Regions from separate parts of the Homo sapiens genome. Here region 1 is linked to region 2. A link is an interaction called in ENCODE POLR2A ChIA-PET data of the cell type or tissue named here. Cell type or tissue: GM12878. All regions are shown on one strand. Links, peaks and the distances in the headings refer to the core of each region. The heading gives the core; the rest is flanking DNA. Region 1 overlaps MAN1A1 (mannosidase alpha class 1A member 1). Region 2 overlaps MAN1A1 (mannosidase alpha class 1A member 1).

Region 1 (4,662 bases), core at 8-2,507, 83 kb after region 2:
AATAGCTTGCTTTTATTATTTACAACGTGCCAGGTCCTGTGCTAATGTCTTTATATAGACTCTTTTAGTCCTCACAATGACCTTATGAATTAATTACTATTCTTATATCCATTTTAAAATGTTGAAGCTGAGACTTATAGTGGTTAATGTGACTTTTTGAAGTTCAGACAACTAATAATTGGTAGAAGCAGGATTTGAACTTGAGTACTGTGGCTCCTGATTCAGGGCTCTGCTATTCTGACTTCTATATACCTCACAGGATAATGCACCAAGTCTCTTTATTCATGGTCATATAATTAGTAATTACTGCTAATATTTTATACTTGATTAGTAAATAGATCTGTCTTACATTCTGTTACTAGGTAAGTTAGAATAGCTAACCTACTATTTAGATTATAAAGCACATTTCAAGCTTTAGTTAGCTTCTTTTCATGTTCATTGGGCCTACTGCACTTTTGCCTAACATCAAACCATTCACTAATAATCATGGGACTCACAGCAATTTATAATATATGGAGTCAATATCTGGCAAATAAACTTAGTCAAAATCATGGGATATTATTTCCTTTAACAAGCATTTATTAAGCAACTACTATGTGCCAGACCCTGTCCTAGGTGATAGGGAAATGGCAATAAGGACTGATAAGGTCCTCAAGCTCACTTGAGTCTACATTTTAGTGGGATAAAATATTTCCAGAAAAAAAAGGAGGTATGTATTAATTTTATCCTTACATGCTCTCTGTAAAAAGGTTTAAGAATCTAACAATTAAAGTCAAGTAATTGCTTAAGTTAAAAAAATTCAAAAAAATTCCTATAAAAGGACAATTATGAAAACAAGTTAGGAGACAGAATTACTAAGTCAAAGTTAGGCAAAAACATCACAAAATAAGACTGGTGTGTTTAACTGTATTTTATAATTTGTAATGTGCACCTGATATAATCTGATTAAAAGTACTATATATAGGTGTAATTTAACTTTGAGGTCTATCACTCTGAATGAATTTTACATAAATATTGGCAAAGGCTTTAATATTCTACAAAATTACTGATAAGGAAAAGCGAAGCTAACCCATGTATTTAGTTTGGTTCACGTGACTACGTTTCCTATGTTTAAGAGTAATAATATCTAATAATAAAATCTAATAAACTTAAACCCTCAAATCATATTCCTCTCAATTAGTACTTGTGTTTTTCAGTTTTTAAACCTGGTAACAGTTTCCCACATTTCTGCCTATTGAAGACTGTTAAGATGATCTTATATTCTTATTCTGGCTATAGGTTCTTGACATAATGCATTTTCTCTTCCTGCCGTGAAAATTTTGGATAATCAAGACCTTTATGTAGACATCCGATAAAAATTATTCCAAGGTGAAGGTCTGAGTCATGTCAAACACTGCCAGAAATATATCTTCAGCTAGACATCAATCAACTGTTGGATGCAGTTATTCAACCAGTTATTGATCCAATTACATATTCTAAAACCTAAATTCTATTTATCTTGTACTGTACGATATTGAGAAATGACCCTGCAAGGTGCCATACTCAAGGTCACTTGCTATGGCTTTGGATTTCATGGATCTAATAGTCTGTCCAGTGAGCCTGTTTAAGAAGCAAATCTGGTTTGTTAGTTAATCCATGAAGGATACCAGTGACTGCTATGTCCTTGTCTTTAATAAATCTTGCTCTGGAACATCACACCACCACCATCACTAGTTCTCAAGTCACCATCTTCTCTGTTTGAAAACCAGAACCACATTCGAATTTCCAACATATAATTCTTTCTCTCTCCTTTTCAAAGTTAAGTTTAAATAATTTAGAAACCTTAATTTGAGGTCTCTTTCAGTATTCTAGGTTGTATTATGTTTTTAGGCCAAAAGATTGAAATTTAGACCCTTTAGTTAACTCTTTATAGATTCGTAGATGAAAAGGACTAAGAAGATAAAAATTCTCCCACCACACCAAATTGGTTGGCTATCCTGCAGAAATCAGAAAGACCTGGGATTGAAGGCTGATTTGGAAGCCATCTGAGTTTGAGGTCCCAGATAACTAATTTATTCTGAGTCTTGGTTTTGTCATACGTAGAAAGGGACAATGAATTCCTCCATGATGTAAAGCAATGTACACAATAGCTGGTAACGCACTCATCAGACACTCAATAGACAGCTGTTGCCACTACCACTGTGCAGCTCAGCCTAAACGAACTAAAACCTACCTTCCCAGGGTCACTGGAAAATCAGAAACTTTAGAATCATAAATACTCATCTTCTTTGGCCCATATGAGGTCTTATTTCTCAAGGGCTTAAAAATCCTCTTTTGAAATATAGAAGTTGACCAACTTCCTTTGGGGCTTGATATATTTTGTATGAAATCTGGATTTTCAAAAGTGAATTTCTACAAATGAGGGTCTCAGGCCATTTTTATAAACTTCTGATTCTAATTTCCATTAAATAATAAATTTAAATGAATACATTCTTATTAATAGTCATAATGTTCTAAAAGTTTTCTACCGACTTACCCTAATGACAGAGGGGGTATTTGCAGCAGGGGGAAGACAGTAGGCAGACAAAGCAGCCTGTAACACTAAATCTTGTGAGATTTATCCTAACAATTAATGTGAATTTTGCAGTCTACCTATCTGAGTTTGTTTTAAAATAAAAGTAACTTCCCTTTTAAATCTTTAGGATTGCATTCCAGTATGCCCCATGTATTCAGTGGCTTCTAGTACACAGTCTTACATCAGTGGCAGTTTAAGAAGTACATCCCGTCTTTTATTTAAATTCCATGTACCTATTAGTTAATGTCAACTGATAAGCAAGAGGAGATTGGAAGTTTTTGGTTAAGACCAACCAATAAAAAAATCAGAATTGGAGAAATTGTTCTTTCATTTTGATTTACTTATAGCAATGACCACTTAATCAAAGAACACACTGAACCAGATTCATCTAAATTGAATTCATATAAATTGAATAAAATACATGGTATGCCTAAATTTACACCTAAAATCAAGAGATGAGTATTACAAATCATGAAAAAATTATGCCTCAGTACTAATCTCTATTATTGTCTTGGGTGTTTGAGATTGATAACTTCCACCTTAGATCTATCCCTTTTCCATATGTTTTTGTCTACTCATTTACTATACATGTATGTAAATTTACGAGATAAAGTGACAAAGACTGCTAACATGAAAAAGAGAGTCTAATATATAAATTATTTTGTATGCTTCCCTCCTTCAATCCTAACATCATGCTCCATCTCTCTGCAAAGAAAGGCTTTTTCTAAACCAACATACCATGAGATCATGGACAGGAAGTATCTAACCCCATCTAGGCAACAGAGAAAATGAACACGTCAAAATCTGTTTCCAAATGAGTACCTGAAAGACCAACCTCTTCACACTAGACAAGACAGCACTTTAAACAACTCTGAAATTTGATATTTTTATAGGCAACTTATTCACCAAAATTAGCTATACGATGACGTATTTTAATAGATTTCACTAAGTGAAATAACAGGCTTGACAATGAAAATAACAAATTTTAGTTTTGGAGCAGATTCAGCCAGTTTCCTTTTGCTTGAGGAGCTATATCGAGATGCAAGCTCGAGGAACAGATAATAAATTGTTTCTTTGGATCTTCAAGCCTTATGATGTTTATTTAGAGTCACACTTATATTAGAATTCTCCTTATTATCTTATGATTCCATACAGCATGACAGATCTGATTGATTGCATTAAATGGAAAAATATTTCTTGGAAAAGAACTTATCAGACATATTTAAATTCTATTCTGAGTGTTTGATTTTCAGAGTGAACTAAAAGTGTAATAGTTTTTGTTTTTAAAAGGACAATTCTCCGATCTCTACAATCAGAGACTACTCTTTTGCTAGCTATTCCTCCAAACTCTGTATCAGCTTTCTACTTAGTGAATTATGAGCCTGGGGTACGGGACTATTATCATACATGAGAATCAAGCAAGCTTTAATAACTGCCCACTACATACCAATGCAATATTTCTGTTTAATATTAACTGTTTCACCAAAATCCAATGTAAATAACAACTGCTCCATTACTAACACATGATAACGATACTTTAATCAATGGCTTTGTTAGAAGCAACATGAGACTTTTCAAAACCATTGATTAAAGACTGGTAACTACCAATAAGCCTTGCCTATGTTTAGGCTTAGCATACACCTTTATTTATAAATGATACTTCAAAGTGTGTGCTGGATTAACACTTTGAGGATTAAAAGTATACAACTCCTTTAAACGATTAAATTGCAATATTTCACAGTGTAAGTCAGTCTGTCACAGTGTGTCCTGGCAGCCTTTGGTTTCCTATTTAAGCAACGTGACAAATCTCTTAAGACTGCTAACAAAGTCCAAGTTCTGTGGGCCACAAAGATATGCAAATACCTCTCTTCTCTATGTTAATAGACTGGTTTTACCATGCAGGTCCAGAGGCTCTCAAGCAGCAGTCCTAATTACCATCAGAGAGAACAGCACAGTATCCTCTGAAAACCAAAACCCAAATCATCACTCTTGGTAGGTATTCCCTAGCATTCAGATGGAACACACTCAATAACTTCATTTAACAGGATAATTAACTTAGTTATCTGCGCCCATCAGGATGTAATGTGGCTCTAAAACAGACCTTTCTC
Region 2 (7,410 bases), core at 2,631-5,130:
CAGGTCTTAATGGCTTGTGGAATTCTTGCTTTCCTCTCTTTCTAAGGTAGACCCCATCAAAATGCTCTTGGTGTCCACCCCCACTTTGTTTTTTGCCATGTATCAGTCACAGCTCTGGGTAAACCCTTTCAGTCCTGTCCTGGCGTCTGCTGCCAGGCTGCTGAGGAAGAGAGAAACCATGAGGATTACTGGCGCTTGCAGTCCTGGGCTCGCCTCACTCTCACTTCCTGCTCCTTTCTACAGCAAAACCTAGAGTTTCCTCCAAAACACTGATATACAGTACATCTAAGAAAAAGTAAAGAGAAATAAGACACAGAGATCTGAAAATGATATATTCATTTATTTTACAAAATGCCCTAAATTTATTAGGCTCTGGGAATGTGAGTCAGGTTTTATTTTCATAGTTGGCTTATAAAAAAGAATTTCCAATCATCCAAATAGGATGAATAGCTACTTTCAAAGTTTACTAACATATGGCAAATGCACATGGTAATTGGTCATTAACTAGTTGTCATGACATATCACTGTTTTATTCCAATCACTCCATCACTGACTAACGTCAATAAGCCTATTTAGCAAAACTACAAATTTCTGTGGTCTGGAGAAATATTAAAAACAAAGCTGCGACATAAGGCAATATCAGGGTAAGAGGAGATGATGACTTTATCCTGGAAAAGAAAGAGAACACAGTGTTGAGGAAGCCCAGCCCGCCTTCCAGATCTTCAGGGACTGGTTAAGTTTGGGGATTAGAGCATGTGGTAGCACACTCAGATGAGAAAGTTAAGCAATATATATGTACTAAATGAAACCTCAAATTACTTTGTATCCATGTATTTGTTCTCTGCCATTAATGTGGTGAATCGAGAAAAATCCAGAGATATACTGGAAAAGCATTCAATACGTTTAGAAACATTTCTTAACATTTAATTTAAAAAGGGTTAAATTTATCCTTCCTTCCTCTTTGTACACATTCATATCAGAAGGAAAATGGTACTCTTTTCTGTCACCACCCCCCCAACCCCCAACCACGGAAGCAAGAACATTAAAATCACTAGCAGAGGAAATGTTATACTAATAGAAAGAAAACTGGATTTAGAATATAAAGTATGTTCATATGAAAGGACATCTTTGGTTACCATTCATTCAGTCTGCAGAATTAATGTATTTCAGTTAGATTACTTATGAGATCAACGGTTCTACTGGCTCTTTATAAGTCAGGGAAGGGGTTCAAGAAATTAGAGATGGCACAACTATAGACATTAGATGAGGACATGGGGCACACATCTATCTACCACATGCCGCCACAGCTGAAATGTGTCTGTGTGTCTCAGAGAAATGGCTGCCTCCTGTCTTGCATAGCAAGCATGTAAGCTTTGGTCACTCACAGATTGAGGGAGATGAACTGAATGATTTCTAAAGTCATTTTTGTCTTTTAAATTCTATAAATCTACTGAGGAATCTATGTGTTTATAAGGCTTTAATGTTTAGAATGATGTATGGACATGGGCATTTGACACTCAAATGGGGGGGTTGGTGACAAAGGGAAATGAGGCCAGAGTAAGAGTTCAGCTCCCTTGGTCTGGTGGAGAGGGGGTCACAGTGTCTCGGGCATTCCCGGTTACCAAAGGTGAGGCTGGGCCAAAAACGAATTTTATCTATGGCAGTGGGAGATTTAAAATGTCTCTAACTTCAGTTCCATTATGACAGTATTTTAAAGACAGCTATGGTGTTATCTGGTCTATTTTATAAAAACTAATAATATTTAGAAAAATATTTTAAAGATAAAATAATAATTTGTGTTCAGAAACCATTAGTTCCATAAGACAGGCATGAAAGGAAAAGATATTTAAATATTACCAATCTTGTTACAATGACTACATTTCAAGCCAAGACGACAAGTTGGCCAGTGGAAATATATACACAAAAAGGCAATAAATGTGGTCTGGGGAGCTGCCAAGTGTTTGGTTCAAAGGATTCTGCAGCAGAACTTCCAACTTCTACATCACTCTAATTATTTATTTCTGTTTCTTCCAATTCCTACTTCTTCCATTTTAAATTGGAGTATTACTTAATGTATATGTTTCAATTTTTAAATTTTCAGTATTCTATAAAGGTAATAAATATTTAAAAAGAAATATATCACAACTAAAATAATAGATTTTGGCAACTATAATTAGAAACATCTCTTTAAAGGAATTGAGTCACTATGATCTTTTGAAAGTGTGGAATGCTTTTGTTGCTTTGGAGGCTATAATTTGAATGTAGTTTATTAACTGTGGTAATACATTTCATCCTACTTTACTCAAAAACAAGAAGGCATAATTATTTACAGACCTCAGAGCTCTGATAGCAATGGGCTTTATGTGCTTTTCCTCCTGTCTTCTGGGAATGGTTAATAGGGCTGGAGGAAGGAACCACAGTACTAATGGTGCTAGTCTATTCATATCTGAATCCTATGGGAGAGATGCTAACTCTTTTCCTAGAGCCCGTAATGATTCAACTAGTTGGAGGATTGCTCTGGATTGATGGTGTATTCTTTCAAAATAATCTTAAATTAAGGTAACTCAAGGTACAGGTTGCTGTGTGTGATGCATCATTCCAGTAATCCCAGCACTTTCGGAAGCTGAGGCAGCCAGCCCACTTGGGTTCAGGAGTTCGAGACCAGCCTGGGCAACATGGTGAGACCCCATCTCTACAAAAAATACAAAAATTAGCTGGGCATGGTGGTGTGCACCTGTAGTCCCAGCTACCTGGGAAGTGGAGGCAGGAGGATCACTTGAGCCTGGGAGGTGGAGGTTGCAGTGAGCTGATTGCCACTGCACTCTAGCCAGGGTGATAGAGTAAGACCCCGTCTCAAAAAAAAAAAAAAAAAAAGGTATAGGTTACAGTGACTGTCCCGATACAATTTGGATCATTAACAAATATATTTGGCTACCTATTATCATCAAATGTACCAGATAATTTATAGAACTGAAGCAATTCTAAAAATTGCCAGATGAATATATAAACAAAGCATTAAATAGTTATAAAGTCTTGATTAGCTATGACTTTCGATTTATTCTTCCTCACTGCTTGCTATTTTATGCAAAATGGGAAATGAACCAAAAATAATTTTCTTGAGAATTCTGGTTTGAATAATTTCTGAGCTGTAAACAAACTTCATTCAAGTTCATAGTCCAGAATATAGCTGACTCCTTGGGGTTATACAGTTATCAATTTTTGGAAGAAAAATACTCCCTCACATCCCATACAATTATTGCAAAGGTTCAGTCATGTATGCAAACAGAATGGCAAACAGGGATATTTAATTCAAAAGAGCAGATAATCCAACATTATTCCTTTTGGATTTTAGCACAGATTGGGAAAGAATAATCAGAAATTTCATCAACGATTGCGTCATTTAGCTGTATTCTCAAAGTGAATTGATTTTTAGATAAAGCAATTTGAGCTTCACTTACAAACGCGTCCTTCCTGAAAAGGTTTGCACAGTGCTGATCTTTCAAATTTACACTCTTAGGACCTCACTAAGACCTGGAATAACAATTCCAGGGGACTGGCATTCTAAGACTAGCCACGATTCTATTGCAGCTTGCAGAAACTGACTGTGGAGGACTATTTCCCAATGACTATCTCTCTGGGGAAAGGTGGCTAATAGAGGGCAGCTATTTACTGAATTAACCCATAAACCCCAGCTTCCTGCTTTCAAACAGCAGCAGGGTAAATCTCCACACAACTTTTTAACTAAGGGCCAAAATAATGTTTAAAATTAGTCATATCTTGCTCCATCTCATCACGGGTAGTTGTTTTAGACAGAGCTGAAACCGAAGATGTAACAATTTAGTTTACTCTTGACTCGCAGTACTGCTGTTCTTACATCTGACTACCTTGGGCTGTGCGGGAAGACGGGGGTTATGAAGACAAAGATGGCGAGAGGCACTCTCTGATTCCACAAATAACCTGCTCCTGAGAGGTTCAAAGATGCCACATTTCTCGTTCCCATCTATCTTTTGGGTAAGATCTCCTTGCTAACTTCTATCAACAAATTGCAGATAAGTCGAGTGCAGTTTCTGTCCAGTTACTGGGCAAGTTGGGATATTCTATCAATAGCTTCAGAGAACACCACCAAAAAGGCGAGCAGAACTGATGAAAAAGCAGTTTGGTGTATTTAGATGGGCATGCATATACACCACTTAAAAAAAAATCAGTCCTACATGCTGCTTTAAATATATACTGCATTTTTCACAAACATTTTCCATGCCAATCAACATACATCATTATTGCTGTTGAGTGCATACTATCTGACTAAACAGATACATTATTTAAAAAAATTTTCCAAGGATATATTCCGATTTATTTAAACTCACTGCAGCACTGGACACTGAAGCTAATTTATTTTTATGTTTTTGCCACTATAAACAATTCAGTGGTGTCTAGTTTCTTTTTTTTTCATTCCTGTCATGTTTATGAATCATTTCTTTTTAAAGCTAACTTATGTTCAGACAAAAATGTCTACAAAGATGCCAGCTGGAAGATGTCAGTTTAATTATCTAAACTGATAATGAGGAAGGACTTGGGAATGTGTATTAGAGACATAAACATCCACTACTTACAGAGCTATTTCTCTTTCCAGTGTGGGCCAATGATATCCCACCTCATATGGTAGCCTCCATAGCCCTTGGGATATTGCACATCCACCTGTTGTAAATCATCATATTGAGTCTTTTTAAAACTGGGGAGGAGAAATCTACACACAATCATTTATATCAAGATATTTTTCTAATAAGCTTCAAGTTGGAATAGAAGCATAGTATATTCCATCTTCGGAAATAATAATAATATATGAAGTTAGTTTGCCAAACATCTCTTAAAATTTCCCCTTACTTTGATTTTAGATACAACTGTCCCATCACTGTAAGAGTTAAACACATATTTTCATTTCAAGACAGTACTTAAGACACTAACACCATAGTGAAATTTGGCTATGTTTTCCATCTCTGTCTTTCATTCTATGGGTCTGTGGATCATCTATGGCTTAAGACACATGAAATCAGTACAGACTTCAGGCTTTTAGTAACTCTCCAAATTCTGTCCTATGGTCTCTTACTGTAGCCAGTGTGGCCAGTATTACTTGCTTCTCCTAGTTTCTAAGATCATCAGCAACAGATATCTGTGCATCACGCACATGTTTTATCCCAAAGTCTACAGCAGTGCCAAGAAAACAGCAGTGCTCAATACATGCTTAATTTAATAAAACCGAAAAGCAAAAACAAAGAGGTTGTGTCATTGGCTCCCACCCTAAACTTACATCTAGATAATCTAATCCCATATTTAGTGTCACCACATACATGCCCCTCTTATAGCCAATTTAAGGAAAACTTCCTCTTCCAGGCTGATCCCATGATTTACCATCACAAATTTGCAATGGTCTGAAGTGACTTCTAAGAGTCAAGAAAAGGTGAAATGAGGAAAATAACAACAGGGTGGTAACTTCTTATGAAGGCTTAAATTTTATTCAATTTAAATGATTGTCTTTTATTCTGAATCTCTGTCCTTCCTACTTTTGTGATGTTAAGCTTATCTTTTTTTTTTAAATGAAATAATAGTAGGAATTTTTTTTTTTTTTTGAGATGGAGTCTCGCTCTGTCACCCAGGCTGGAGTGCAGTGGTGCGATCACGGCTCACTGCAACCTCCACCTCCCAGGTTCAAGCAATTCTCCTGCCTCAGCCTCCTGAGTAGCTGGGATACAGGTGCCCACCACCATGCCTGGCTAATTTTTTGTATTTTTAGCAGAGACGGGGTTTCACCATGTTAGCCAGGATGGTCTCGATCTCCCAACCTCATGATCTGCTCGCCTCAGCCTCCCAAAGTGCTGGGATTACAGGTGTGAGCCACTGTGCCCGGCCAATAGTAGGTTTTTTTTTTTTGGTATACTTTTTAAATGAAATAAAAACATTGGTAACCTAAGGCCAATCTCTCAATAATTAGGAAAATTTTTACCTTGCCCATGAAAGCTACAAGTCTGGCACCATTAGTCTCAGGGCCCAGCTGAATTACCAGAGCAATTACTATTGGAAAGAACAGTTTACTATCAATTATACCAAAAGTAATGGTAGTTTTTGGCAGAAATTCTGAGGCATAAAGGCCAATATTAAGTGATTCTGTTCAACAGGTTAAAAAGTAAGCACTTCGGGGATGCATCTTGCCAAACTCAGCAACTTAAGACTGAGCCAGTCAGTCAGGCATAATTTACTGAGTGCTTACTCTATGCCCGTTACCGTGCCATCCAAACACCAAACACCCTAGGAAATATGCTCAGGTTATTTTTGATGACCAAGATATCCTACCCTGAAATGCTGGAGGATTGGGGTCTCAATTGCAACTCAATTAAATTTTGTTCTGGCAGCTGAGTAGAGGAAAAACAGTTTTTGGAAAACCATTTCTGTTCCTCCTCTGGGCATTACTTAGCCAAGATCAAGAGGGTCTAATTAAACTTCTATAAAATAAACTGAACTTCATCTGACTGGTATATGAAACACACTGATATCTTATTACCCATTTCAGCAGATCCTTACTGTAGGTCTTTTCCGGATATTAAACTACTTAGGATTAAATGGAACGGATTCATTCCTTGATGCCTAATACATTCTTTATCACTACACTTCAGAGTGGGTAATCAACTGTTTTAAGGCAGGATCAGTAAAATGGATGCTATTAAGGAACCCACCGGGAGAAAATGGTATTCAAATTCCCAAATGATGAATTAATATGAAGCGAGTTTAGGAAAACAGATGATGTCTAGGTAATCAGGATCAATAATTAGGGTGTAATTTTTAAGCTGCATGAGGTAAGTTTAGATATTTCTCTTCAAATTAAATGCATCTACCCAACCAAAAGAAACCAGACAGTTAATTAAACCATCTTATAATTTAAAATGGTAGCTTTTCTTACTTTTGGTTTTTTTTATGAAAGAAGTAATGCACAAATAAAAATGTGCGCATAGCTTGTGATAAAAACAAACAGATTCAGAGATTACTCTCAAACAGATGCTGAAGAATAAAGCTACCAAACTACTTCATTCTCATTTTCCTTCCTTCTGCCTACAACTTATGGTTTGGAGGTTGTTGGATGCTGTGTTATGAAACACTTTGGCATCTAAAATTTTAAAAACATAAAGATTAAAGAAAAAGACAAAAGAATAAAAAGGACAATAAAGAATAAAAAATGAGGAAAACTCAGCAATAAAGATAGATAATCTTTTCAACAGAACATAAACTACTACAACGAAGTCAATGTGTACCCTGTTTTGGTCCTTAGAAACACCTTTATATAAAATATAGTCAGCGTTAAAGGACAATCTGCATATAATCAGCTCTTTGCTGCCTTGCGACATCTTCTGTGTTTCAACTTCT

What was found. ChIA-PET counts read pairs that join two places held together with the same protein. Peaks named below come from ENCODE experiments on the same cell type or tissue, not always from the same donor. Only the 100,000 strongest peaks of a DNase experiment are listed, where the experiment ranks them.
Region 1: POLR2A ChIA-PET joins it to region 2 with 5 read pairs; 2 of 35 experiments call an interaction of 5 or more read pairs at or near these places.

Annotation. Positions count from the first base shown.
Region 1 is chr6:119,291,840-119,296,501 of GRCh38, forward strand. The region is part of intron 4 of MAN1A1 (mannosidase alpha class 1A member 1); the gene reads right to left. Among named protein-coding and RNA genes, the nearest start is that of MAN1A1, 56 kb to the right of the region's middle. In GM12878, for the core only: no CTCF peak of the experiment used is centred there; no DNase peak of the experiment used is centred there.
Region 2 is chr6:119,206,236-119,213,645 of GRCh38, forward strand. The region is part of intron 6 of MAN1A1 (mannosidase alpha class 1A member 1); the gene reads right to left. Among named protein-coding and RNA genes, the nearest start is that of FAM184A, 130 kb to the left of the region's middle. RefSeq lists a silencer at 73-142. In GM12878, for the core only: no CTCF peak of the experiment used is centred there; a DNase peak (open chromatin) is centred at 3,776; H3K27ac peaks cover 328 bases.